2 separate regions of the Homo sapiens genome follow, and region 1 is linked to region 2. A link is a contact called in ENCODE Hi-C or POLR2A ChIA-PET data. All regions are on one chromosome and are shown on one strand. The core of a region is the stretch at or near the end of the contact, and the rest is flanking DNA. Distances in the headings are between cores, read along the strand shown.

Evidence for each region. A loop is a pair of places that touch in the nucleus more often than their neighbours do. ChIA-PET counts read pairs that join two places held with the same protein, here RNA polymerase II (POLR2A). Pooled maps may share reads with other maps.
Region 1: a loop to region 2 is called in a map of B cell, with 1.8 times the contacts of the local background. The contact joins two enhancer-like sites. A Hi-C loop is called at or near these places in 1 of 168 maps with a recorded cell type or tissue (B cell) and 7 of 50 pooled maps. POLR2A ChIA-PET finds 5 or more read pairs at or near these places in 10 of 52 experiments (OCI-LY7, PC-9, RWPE1 and 6 more).

The regions. Positions count from the first base shown.
Region 1 is chr3:188,167,214-188,173,133 of GRCh38, reverse strand. All of the region lies in intron 1 of LPP (LIM domain containing preferred translocation partner in lipoma), which reads right to left. Among named protein-coding and RNA genes, the nearest start is that of FLJ42393, 8.4 kb to the left of the region's middle. Within about 2 kb of position 3,138, at least 8 of the 41 ENCODE cell types and tissues checked have a DNase peak (open chromatin) inside an H3K27ac peak, as active enhancers do.
Region 2 is chr3:188,241,801-188,247,752 of GRCh38, reverse strand. The region is part of intron 2 of LPP (LIM domain containing preferred translocation partner in lipoma); the gene reads right to left. Among named protein-coding and RNA genes, the nearest start is that of FLJ42393, 66 kb to the right of the region's middle. Within about 2 kb of position 3,197, at least 4 of the 41 ENCODE cell types and tissues checked have a DNase peak (open chromatin) inside an H3K27ac peak, as active enhancers do.

The sequences.
Region 1 (5,920 bases), core at 1,889-4,388, 75 kb after region 2:
AGTTTAAAAGGCTGAGGCAGGAGGATGGCTAGAGCCCAAGGGTTTGAAACCAGCCTGGGCAACACAGTGAGACCCTGTCGCTACAAAAAATACAAAAATTTATCTGGGTGTGGTGGCATGCACCTGTTGTCCCAGCTACCCCAGAGGCTGAGGTGGGAGGATTGCTTGAACCCAGAAGGTCAAAGCTGCAGTGAGCTATGATCACACAAGTGGGGGACCCCAGCCTAGGGGACAGAGCAAGACCTTGTCTCAAAAAAATAAGTAAATAAATATTAAAGAAGATGAAAGTTTTAAAATGATCCTAAACTGGGTATCCTGGACTAGATCTTGGAACAGAAAGAGGAACTTAGTGGAAAAGCTGGTGAAATCTAAATAGTTTGGAGTTTAGTTCACAGTAATGTACCAACATCAGTTTCTTAGTTTTGACAAACGTTCCATAGTAATGTAAGACATCAAAAATGAGGACAAGTGGGTGAGTAGTATATGAAAATTCCCTGTACAATTTTTACTTTTCTATCAACCTAAAATTACTCCAAAATTAAAAGTTTATTTAAAAAGACAACAATAACAAAAAAAACACAATCATTTAGATAATCTCTATTATCTTTTCCAAATCGCCATTTTGTGACTTAATAAGGGTAACACATAATAACAGTGGCTAATATTTAATGGGCACTTATCACATGTCAGGCTCTGTTCTAAGGGCTTTATATGTATTAACTCATTTAATCCTCACAACAAGATAAGTAATTTTCTTATTATTATTTTATGGATGAGGCAACAGAGGCCTAAAAATACTGAGCAACAAGTTGAGGTATTTTTGGCAGGCCAGAATGCAAATCCAGGCAGTGTAGCTCCAGAGCTCTGGCCCTTAAGCACTACATACTTAGAGCAGAGTTTTCCAGATGCTTCTGGAATTGGGCCTATCTAACCAGGAATAGCCAAAGGACTAAAGGCAAAGACTGAGAGGTGAGTAGTTTGTTTAATACAAAAGAAGAGGAAGCAAAAAGGACTCTCAAGGTGAATTCTTAGCTTCTGAAAATCTCTACTGGAGAAGAACCAAACCTCGCCGAGGTTACCAATGGCCTCTCCACATGGGAATGACATCCTTGGCCTTGTCCTAACTGTGTTCTGCCCTCTCTGGCATATCATCCTTGAAGAGTTGCACCACCAGCCCACATCATGCCCTCTAGTCGGCTACTTGCTGGCTGTCTGCTGACATTTTCATCCCTGAAGTGTCAGTTCGGGTAGAGAGTGAAATGAAACATGCAGGCTGTCTTTTCAAGGCCTGCAAAATAAGCTTAAGCTTTCCACATGACCAGTTTTCCTAGATACTCAAGAATCCACGCTGAGAACCTAGTAGTGCATTGCCCAATCCTAGAAAGCAAAAACCCCACCTTTCCAATTGATAATATACCTCATGGACTGTTGTTTCCACTAAGTGTCAAAAAGAAAGCATCTCACCTCCATTATGGGATCCTTGAGGATAAGACTTGGTCTCACTCATGGAACAACAATATGATTCCATAAAGAAATGGTGCTAATCTCTTGGAAAGATTTGTAGCTGGCCAGGACCACCACCCGGCAATCTGTGCCTCCATTGCAATCATTTGTCTTTGGGAGGTTTCAGAGTGGACAGCATCCATAGGCATAGCCTGAAGGGAAAAAGGTGAGGAGAGAGGAAGCTATCCAGATGGAGAATGAGAAAGGAAGATTTACAGCATTGAGGGTGTAGACAAGAAAGAGATAAGCTTGGGTGACTAAAAAGCAATGGCAATAAAAAGAAAATGAATCCAGAAGCAGTCAGGATGGAAGAGAACCAATATTCATGGAATGCCTACTTTGTGTAGGCATGAACTATGCTCACTGCAGGAGTTTCCTCATACTGCCAGGCTCAAAAGTACATGGAGGATCAAGCAATCCAGGGTGACTGCAGCTTGTGTTGACTTAGTAAACATTCAAATTCAACATTTTCTAGTTAAAAGGCCCTGAGAGTACACATAGCGTAACCCTAACGTTTCATACACAGATAAACTGAGACTCAGACTCAGAAAAATTCAAGCCCAAAATGGAATGAGAAATACAACCCAGGTTTGCCAGTGTTCCTTTTGATACAGATATGAAAAACAAGGAAGGTATTGCTGAGAGGCTCTGAAAGAATTCACTGTTACGTGAAATCTCCCATGATATGGCAGACCAGATTTGTAGATTATCCTCTACCTCATCTAGCATGTTCCATCTGCTGGTTGCTACCAGAGGGGAGGAAATTGGTAGCATTATTTTAAATGAAGTAGATGTCTTTCCAGGAAGATATAAAAGGGTACCTTGCCTTAGATGAAGAAGATGATTCAGATGAATAAGAATGAAAAATGAAGACACAGGTGATTCACCAGAATAAGAGAAGCTGGGGGGAAGGTAAGTTGGAGGAAGTGGTAGATGACAAGGTAAACGGAAACTAGACTGACTAGAATGATGCTGTTGATGAAGAAGCTGAGACTCCCTCGGCTGGGCATGGTGGCTCACACCTGTAATCTCAGCACTTTGTGAGATCGAGGCGGGCAGATCACAAGGTTGGAAGTTTGAGACCAGCCTGGCCAACGTGGTGAAACCCCATCTCTACTAAAAATACAAAAAAATTAGCTGGGCATGGTGGGACACACCTGTAATCCCAGCTACTCAGGAGGCTGAGGCAGTGGAATTGCTTGAGCCTGGGAGGCGGAGGTTGCAGTCAGCCGAAATCATACCACTGCACTCCAGCCTGGGCAATAGAGCGAGACTCCCTCTCAAAAAAAAAAAAAAAAAAAGAAAAGAAAAGAAAAGAAACTGAGACTCCCTCTCATAAGAGTGATTCACAAGGCAGAGGCTCTGCCCCAAACAAAGCATGAGAATGAAAATGTCTTACAGACGTGAATCAACAATCACTTCTGCAGATGGGCAGTCACGCAGTTGGAACAAAGCCGAAGGCAGAAAGTTCTGCGCCAAAAAATTCATTGCCTCTTACCTCTCCATATTCAGGCTATAATAAAAATTGGTCTACATTATATCAATGTGTTAGGGAGTCTCCACCAAATCAGCCATGTCAGAATTTCACTGTTATTCTGTTCCCGATGATGCTCTGGCAACCCTCCAGGCCTCTCTGCCTACACAGTCTATCTCCCGCTAGACCCAGCGCTCCTCCATGAGGAAAGGCTGTCCTGGTTACATACCCTCCACTCCAGTTAAAAGACTCTATGTCTAAAATCACCCACTCTATGTGCACAACTTTCAGACAAAGTAGAATTCTGACCCTGTATCATAGTTACTAGGGTGAATGTCTGAGTACCCCTTCTGGGCTGTGGGAGGTTCGTGGCCAGGGTCCACGGCCCACAGCAGCTTTCCCCAAAGCATATTACATCACTGAACCCAGGAAATGCTCTGGTACAAAGGGTAGTAGTGGGGTGCAGGGGTTCTATGATCAAATAACTTTGGGAAACAAACCTTCCGGGAGGTCAGAATGCGCATTCGTTTATTAAAGTCTCAAAATCCCATGGTAAAGATACACAATACTGAAATTTCCTTAATTTTGTTTAACTTGGACTTTTCCAAACTTACTTGGCTACAGGACCCTTTTCTTAATAAAACAGCCTTAACACTTTGGGAAATACTGTCTTACAGAATCACAGCATTCTAAAGGACCTTCATGTTCCTACAGCTGAACTTTGCAGCTTTCACACTGGTCTGTGTCCTCTTTAAGAGCAGGGGCCTTGTCTGAATCAAGGTGTATCCAAACACTCAGCTAAGTGCCTTACACACTGCAAGCCAATAATACGTGTTACACGGATAAACTAAACCCAATCCTCTCATTTCTAGGATGAGAAAATAAAACCAAATATGTCAGAATGACCTCTTTTATAGCTTCCTTAGGGTTTAAAAGAAGCCTCTCACAGAGAATGTGCTCAATACCTTTTGAAAAACGAAATGTTAATAGAATAGGATTGAAGAAAAAAGAAAAGATTGAAAAAGTTTCTCAGTTATACTACGAGCCCAAAGTTTCTATAACATGATGGACTGCTGCCTCTTCTCCTCTTTCACCCAAGTGAAGTCTTAAGTAGAAGAAAATAAAAATGATGAATCAAAAAAGGAAAACTGTAGGAAAACCAAAGGCCCCTTGGGATGGGAGGTGGGGGAGGTGGTGTTTGCAAACTGATGGGGATAAACAAGACTTGTCTGTATCTAATTTAGACTTAATAAGATAGTTTGCTGAATGTTAATTAAATACTCAGTGGTTGTTACCAACTGTGGTGATTAACTTAATTTTGAATTAAATAAGCAATAAATGCTTAACTGAAGTTCTATTAAATTTTACCCAGCAAGTGAGAAATATGAGGCTCTTAATTGACTTTAAACAAGATAGTTATGGCAAGTTAGTTGAATTTTTATTACCTGAAGATAACTGCCTTATTAAATCTAAATTGTCTATTTTATTTGATAGGGAAATATGTCATCAGTTCTTCTCATTTACCAAAAACATGTCAAAAGAGGTTCACAACTGGTCTGAAATGCTTGGCTTGGGATTTACTTCCTGATCTTATTTTAATATTAAGTTTATTCATTTAAGAATGAATTTAGACTTAAGCATTAGAGAGGTCTAGGAAGGAATTATATTTACAACTGAAGAACCAGGTGACCATGTTTTCTAAACCAAAAATCAGGACTCTGATTTTTCAACGTAGACACAGTTTAGAGATGTTCTTTAACATCACAATACTGAAATTTCCAGGATGTCGCCATGGTTTAAAAGGCTATGGACACAAAACATTTAAAATCATTACTGTTCAAATAAATGGTTGGCTCTGCTACTGAACAAGCTGTACGGCCCTGGGTAATTAACCTCACTTTTCTAGACTTCAACTATCACACATGTTAAATGAAGAGGTTGGAAGTCACTGTTTTCATTCATTTATTTTTTTCTTCATAGTATGTGCAGCACGTGCCTGGCACGGAGTAGGTAGCTCAATAAAGACTGAGAGAATGAATGAATGCACAAATAAATAAATTTAAGCAGCTCAAAACATTAAACATTTTTAGCCCTTTTATATCAAGCGTCTTCAGCCCAGACTATTTCTAAATATTGTCATATGACAATCCATATAAAGAGAAACACAAACAATAAACCACTACTTGGGAAATTTTTTTAGTAATCAAAGAAATTCAAATTAAAACAATAATAAGATATTTCTTACATATTAATTTAGCAAAGACAAATGCAAGTTATAAAATTAAATCCTGGTAAGTGCACAGAGAAACAAGTAGATTCACATACTGCTAATGACTGTGCAAGTCAATAGTCTTTCTGGAGGCTGACTGGCAACTGATCTGAAAAGTCATAGAAATAGTTGGGACTTTTGTGCTATAATTCTTCTCTGAAAGAACTTAAAACATATTTAGCCAGTCAGCAAACACTGGGTCTACCATAGGTCATAATTTGGAGAAATAAAAGGAAAAATACAGTGAGTGCATTATTAGCTAATGGGTTGACAGAGAATCCTAAAAAAAAAAAAAAACAACACACACACAAAGATAACATTTTTCAGTGGCACTGCATGGCAGGCCTTTGTTTTGTTTTGTTTTGTTTTGTTTTGTTTTGTTTTGTGGTGGTGGAGTCTTGCTCCGTTGCCCAGGCTAGAGTACAGTGGTGGCACAATCTCAGCTCACTGCAACCTCTGCCTCCTGGGTTCAAGCAATTCTACTGCCTCAGCTTCCCAAGTAGCTGGGACTAAAGGCACATGCCACCATGCCCAGCTAATTTTTGTATTTTTAGTAGAGACAGCATTTTGCTTTGTTGGCTAGGTTGGTCTCGAGCTCCTGACCTCAGGTGACCTGCCCGCCTCGGCCTCCCAAAGTGCTAGGATTACAGGCCTGAGCCACCGTGCCCGGCCAA
Region 2 (5,952 bases), core at 1,948-4,447:
ATCTCGTCTCACTGCAACCTCCACCTCCCAAGTTCAAGCGATTCTCCTGCTTCAGCCTCCCAAGTAGCTAGGATTACAGGCATGTGCCACCATGCCCAGCTAATTTTTGTATTTTTAGTAGAAACAGGGTTTCACCATGTTGACCAGGCTGGTCTTGAACTCCAGACCTCAGGCGCCCACCTTGGCCTCCCAAAATGCTGGGATTACAGGCATGAGCCAACGCACCCAGCCTGATCACATCATTTTATCTCTCACTTTTGCTCAATTTCCACAAAAGTGAAATGACAAAAATTACAAACCAATTTCACCAATCTATAGAAAAAATTATTAATAAATGTTAAAGTCTTTGCATACACAAGTATTAGTTTTGACAACATCCTTAACACAGTGTATAAAACTATTTCTTAACTTTTCAAAGGTATTGCTCTCCTACCAACTAGTCTATAACCAGATGAAGGCTCTAAAAATAGCCTCAGCGTTTTTTTTTTTTTCCCACTAAAGTGCCCTGCAACTAAGACTTTGGGTGTGAGTTGTACTACTCACAGAACCCTTGATCTCAGGGTAAGAAGAATTCTCCAGAGGTCTTCTGGACAGTTCCTTGCCTTCATGCCGAAAAGAGCTCATTACCCCATTTCACAGATGGGTCAAGTGAGGCCCAGGAAATTAGAGTGATCTGAACTCAGTCACACACAGGTCTCCACACAAACATGTCAAGCTTTTAAGTACTGACTGAGTAGAATTCTTTTTCTATTAATAGTTCATCTGGGTGACTTAAGACAACCAGAGTTCTCTCTCCAGGTCTTGGCTCACCAATCTCTAAGAAAAGAAGGCTGAAATCCCATCATTTCTGGTCTGAGGCTGTAGAAAGAGAGAAATGCCTCAGATGTCAATAAATTATTAAGTTACTTAATTGATTAGTAACTTCGAACAAGATATTTTGTGTGACTAAGCCTCCATTTCCCTATTTACAAATTAGGAAGGATAATATTGTGAGAATTAAGGAATCCAGTTGATTCAGTTAAATAATCATCTGAGTCCCTACTTTGTGTCTCATCTATGTCAGATGGTAGGAAAATGTGGGTGTATTCAGTGCTCCTGCCCTGTGGGGGACTCACAGGCTTTCACCCTTTTCCAGGGAAAATGTTGTTGCTGAATAGAAAATGTAGAAACTGGAAGGAATATTTAAGATCTCATGCCCTATTTAGACTATTTAAATTCATAAGACATGGAAAGTCAGCAGAGATTTCAGATAAGAGAAATGAAATACAATTGCTATATCATCTATGAAGAGGAAAGAATTCCCTGTAATTAAATATCAAAACACTGAGCTTGGGATATGAGAAGGGGCAGAGAGTGTTAATCACAAACAAATTAGTGAGATAAATTGCAGGGTATCTGCTTCCTAAAGGCTTTAGAAAGTTATTGAGGCTGATAATTACAGAAATTCTATGGGTTTTCATTCCTACTTGAAGGGTAGACCAAAGAAATAGACACCTAGACATATCAGCCTGATCCCAATGTTCTCAGGTACCAGAGATTTAATGTTAATGAAAGAAAAAAAAAAAGTTGTAGACAGCATCTAGTTCAATAACCTCATTTTACAGATAAAAGAATAGACAGGAATAGAGAAACATGTCTGGGATGATAAAACAATTAAAAAGCAGATAGGACATCCAAGGGATATTCTAAGTCATTTCTCCATTAGAAAATCCTCACATCATTTCACACGATTTTATGGTATCAGTCCAAAAATAAAGTAAAAAACTTTGAAAATACATTTCAACAATTACAGTCAAGAAACAGAAATTTTTCCTTTTCCTGATAAAATAAAAAGCATTCACAGACAAATGAAAACAGTGAGGGTAGTACAATATATTCATCATTATTTTGTTTTTTGTGAAAGCAGGGCTGGGCTGGGTGTGGTGTCTCACACCTATAATCTTAGCACTTTGGAAGGCCGAGGTGGGAGGATCACCGAGCTCAGTAGTTGGAGAGAGCCTGGGCAACATAGTGAGACCTCGTGTCTACAAAAGAAATAAATAAATAAAAGCAGGGCACACACAAATGCAACGTTATTTTGATCTTAAAAAAAAAAAAGTGTGGGGTTAGAAAAGAGGGAAGCATGCCTTCTATTTTATTAAATTTACTTTGTGGTCTTTATTGCATAGGTGACATTATCATATAAGGTACCTTCTAAGAGGAGGTGAAAAGGCAAAAGGAAGGCAAAGGTGGTGGAATGAAGTTTAGGTCAGCAAACATCTACTGAGAATTTTCTCTGCTAATGGCTCTGGGCCAGGATCTGTGAGGAATAGAATCATAAGAAAATACCATCCCTGCCCACAAACTGTTTAAAAGCAAACAAGCCTGTAATCCCAGCACTTTGGGAGGCCGAGGCAGGCAGATCACGAGGTCAGAAGTTCGAGACCAGCATGACCAACATGATGAAACCCTGTCTCTATGAAAAATACAAAAATTAGTCAGGCGTAGTGGCGGGTGCCTGTAATCCCAGCTACTTGGGAGGCTGAGGCAGGAGAATTGCTTGAACCCGGGAGGCAGAGGTTGCAGTGAGCCAAGATTGTGTCACTGCACTCCAGCCTGGGTGACAGAGCAAGACTCTGTTTCAAAAGAAAAAAAAGGCGGGGGCAGGGTGGGAAACAAGGCAGAATTATGCTAACAATTTACCCTAATACAAGCCTAGAATGATGAGTGCAAAGAAGAGGACAAAAATCACCACTAACAACGGACCAAGAATGAGACACTAGGTAGCCACCCATTAGACACGGTCCATGCCCTCAAGGAACATATGCCTAGTAAGGAGATACAAAATCATTCATCCATCATTCATTCACTCAGATTCATTGAAAATCTACCATGAACCAGATACCGATGTACATGCTGAGGCTTCAGAAATGAGCAGGACATGGCTGAGTTCACAGTTCAGGGCAGACAACAAACACATAATGCTGAGTAGACACCAGGCAGTGTGATTAAGCCAAAGGAGATGTGTTTTAAAAGCCTAGGTTACTCAGAGAGAGAGGGGTAGATTATCAGAGATGACACGGAAAAGGCACCTCTACAACAAACAATCATACTTTTGACTCTAATACAATGGAGAATGAATAAAGCGTCTAATAGAGAAGAGTGCCACACACAGTGAGAAAGTCCCTAGGGAGTATTCTGACCAAAGTCTTGGTCTTGAAGGAGAGGCATAGTCTTCTAATTGCTTTGATGAATCACAGACCAAACAGTGATTCAGCTCTGAAAGAAACCTTAGAGATGGGCATTCCAAGGTCTCATGGGGTTAGTAGCAGAAGCAGGACTGGAACCCAGAACCCAAGTTGGACCACTAGACTGGTGCCTCTCCCTAAGCCCACTCTGCCTCTTCCATGTCTGTGAATGAGCTTACCACTCCTAGCTATGCAAAACTGCATAGAACCATTTCAGCAAGAGGCTCAGGTAGCATTAAAGAAGTTCCCACCTCAACGATGTCAATTTTTTGTTACTGTTGTCTTGAGGAAGCATGTTTGCTTTTAAACGCTCCCAAATTAAAAGCCATTCTCAGCCTTCCTACAATTGTATGTGCGCTGGGCGCAGTGGCTCACTTCTATAATCCCAGAACTTTGGCAGGCCGAGGCAGGCAGATATCTTAAGGCCAGGAGTTCGAGACCAGCCTGCACAACACGGTGAAACCCCACCTCTACTAAAAATACAAAAATTAGCCGGGCGTGGTGACGGGCACCTGTAAGCTACTCAGGAGGCTGAGGCAGGAGAATCGCTTGAACCCGGGAAGTGGAGGTTGTGGTGAGCAGAGATTGTGCCTCTACTCTCCAGCCTGCGCGACAGAGCGAGACTCTGTCTCAAAAAAATAAAAATTTTAAAAATAAAATAATTAATTAAAAAAAAAGATGTGGACCTGAACTCAGATTAGTGTCAGAGTGAACTTTCTAGTTAGCCTCCTCTTTCCACAGTGAAGAAATTACACCCAGAGAGACTGAGGTTAGTCACCCTGTCCAATCACAGCACCAGTTACACAGCACCTGAACTCAGAAGGGTCTAGCACCTTTTGCTCAGTGCTGCCAGTGTGGTGGTCTATGGCCTCATTCTCATAGCCTGCAAGTGATAGACCCCAGGACAGCAAGAATCATGCCAAAAGGATAACATCAATTAGCCTGTGTATTGTAGAAACAGATCACGAGATTTTAGAACGTAAAGAAAGAGAAAAAGAAACGATTTATTTCGCAGCTTTCCGTGCAAGCTTTTCAAAGGCCCTTCCCAGATCCGGCCTTCTGAGACACCACCCCAAGCCCCCGGAGGTTTGTTCTCTACTTAAATTGCCCCAAACTATGCTGTTTTCCTATCAATACTCAACAGCAAAGATGGAAAAGAATTGCCAATTTCTTGTGAATCCTGAAGATTTCCTTTATGAGTCATGGGAAACTAAAATAACCTGAGGGGTAGGGGGAACGGTAGAAACAGTTTTAAATCGGTTCTCACTAGTTTGTTTTACAGTGTGGTATAACTCCTGAGAACAGAAAAAATCAAGTTTCTAGAGTTGTTGTAAAAATAGGAGTTTTTGTCAGGTTGTGTCAGCTGTCACTGTGGCATTTCTTATTAGTATTTTTCTGTCTTTTTTTTGTTATATTAATTATAGTTTGATCACTGTAAGAGCTATTTTGAATCTATGGGACTTTCCTAACCAGATTGTTTTGGCATTTTAAAGTTACTCACATTCAGGGCCTAAACAATATAGCAAGTATCTTTTCTTCCTCTCTTTTTTATACTCAAATTCTGAACAAAGGAACCATCTGTTCTCTCTCTGAAAACATCAGCCCTTGTTTTCATTTTTCATTAATCATAATGCCTCAAACTTACATAATCTCTTTCTCCAACTTGCTTATTAAAGCATTTTGTAGACATCGCCTCATTCGTCTTCAATATCATCCCCTACAAACTAAGGAGAAAGGGGAAATGTTTGCTAATTTTCACTTAGGTAAGTGATTATCAGATGTTTAATGAATTTTGCATGAATGATGGCATGTTAGCCTCAGAAGGGACCTTGATGATCACCTGGCCCAGTTCTGGCTCTTGCATTTGTAAAATGAAGACCCAGAAAGGAGAAGTGATTTCACATTCTATTTGTGTACCTAACTCTCTACTCCTGACTGTAAGTGGTGAGGGTAAGAACCGTGTCTTTCACAGTTTTGTATCTCCAGTACCTGGTGTGTATTTGTTGAATGGATGAAAATGCTTGCAAATAGTCACACAGGTGGCTATGACAGAGCTGGGGTCAGAGCTCTACTCTCCTGCCTTCCCATTCAATGTGTGTGGTTTTTTTTTCCTTCTTCTTTTCCTTCTCTCTCTCTCTCTCTGTCTCTCTCTTTCTTTTTATAATACAATATAGACCTGAATGCAAGAAGAATCAAGCAGAGACACAACTAAAAAGGTGATGAGGATGGAGAGGATAAAAAGCAGGCTTTTACCTATAAGTTAGAAATAGGTTGAACAAACCCAGTAGAAATCAAGTTTAGCCATTAGCCATGCTAAAAAATAACCCATGTTAAGGCTGAGTGTCTAAAAGCTCTGCATTCCTTATGTGTGCCATATATTTAAGGATTTAGTGGATTCCTTAAACATTACCCAACTGAGGAAATGATCTGTCTTAACGCCAAAGGACAGCATGCCTCCTTAACACCTATTAGCCCAAAAAAAGCACATCATCCACCCTGCGATTTGGCCTCATCACTCACTGTAACTCAAGAGGACATACAGCGTCAGAATCATGAAATCTACCAGCCCAAAGTTTTCCAATGAGCAGAGGTCACTGGAATAAAGACCTTTATTCCATATGCCTAGCTGGAAGTCAGAAATTCATTTGACATGTTTCTTCTTATTTTCAGAATGTCCTACTCCCCACCATTACTCTTTGAAGTTATAGGGAAAATAAACTCTTTC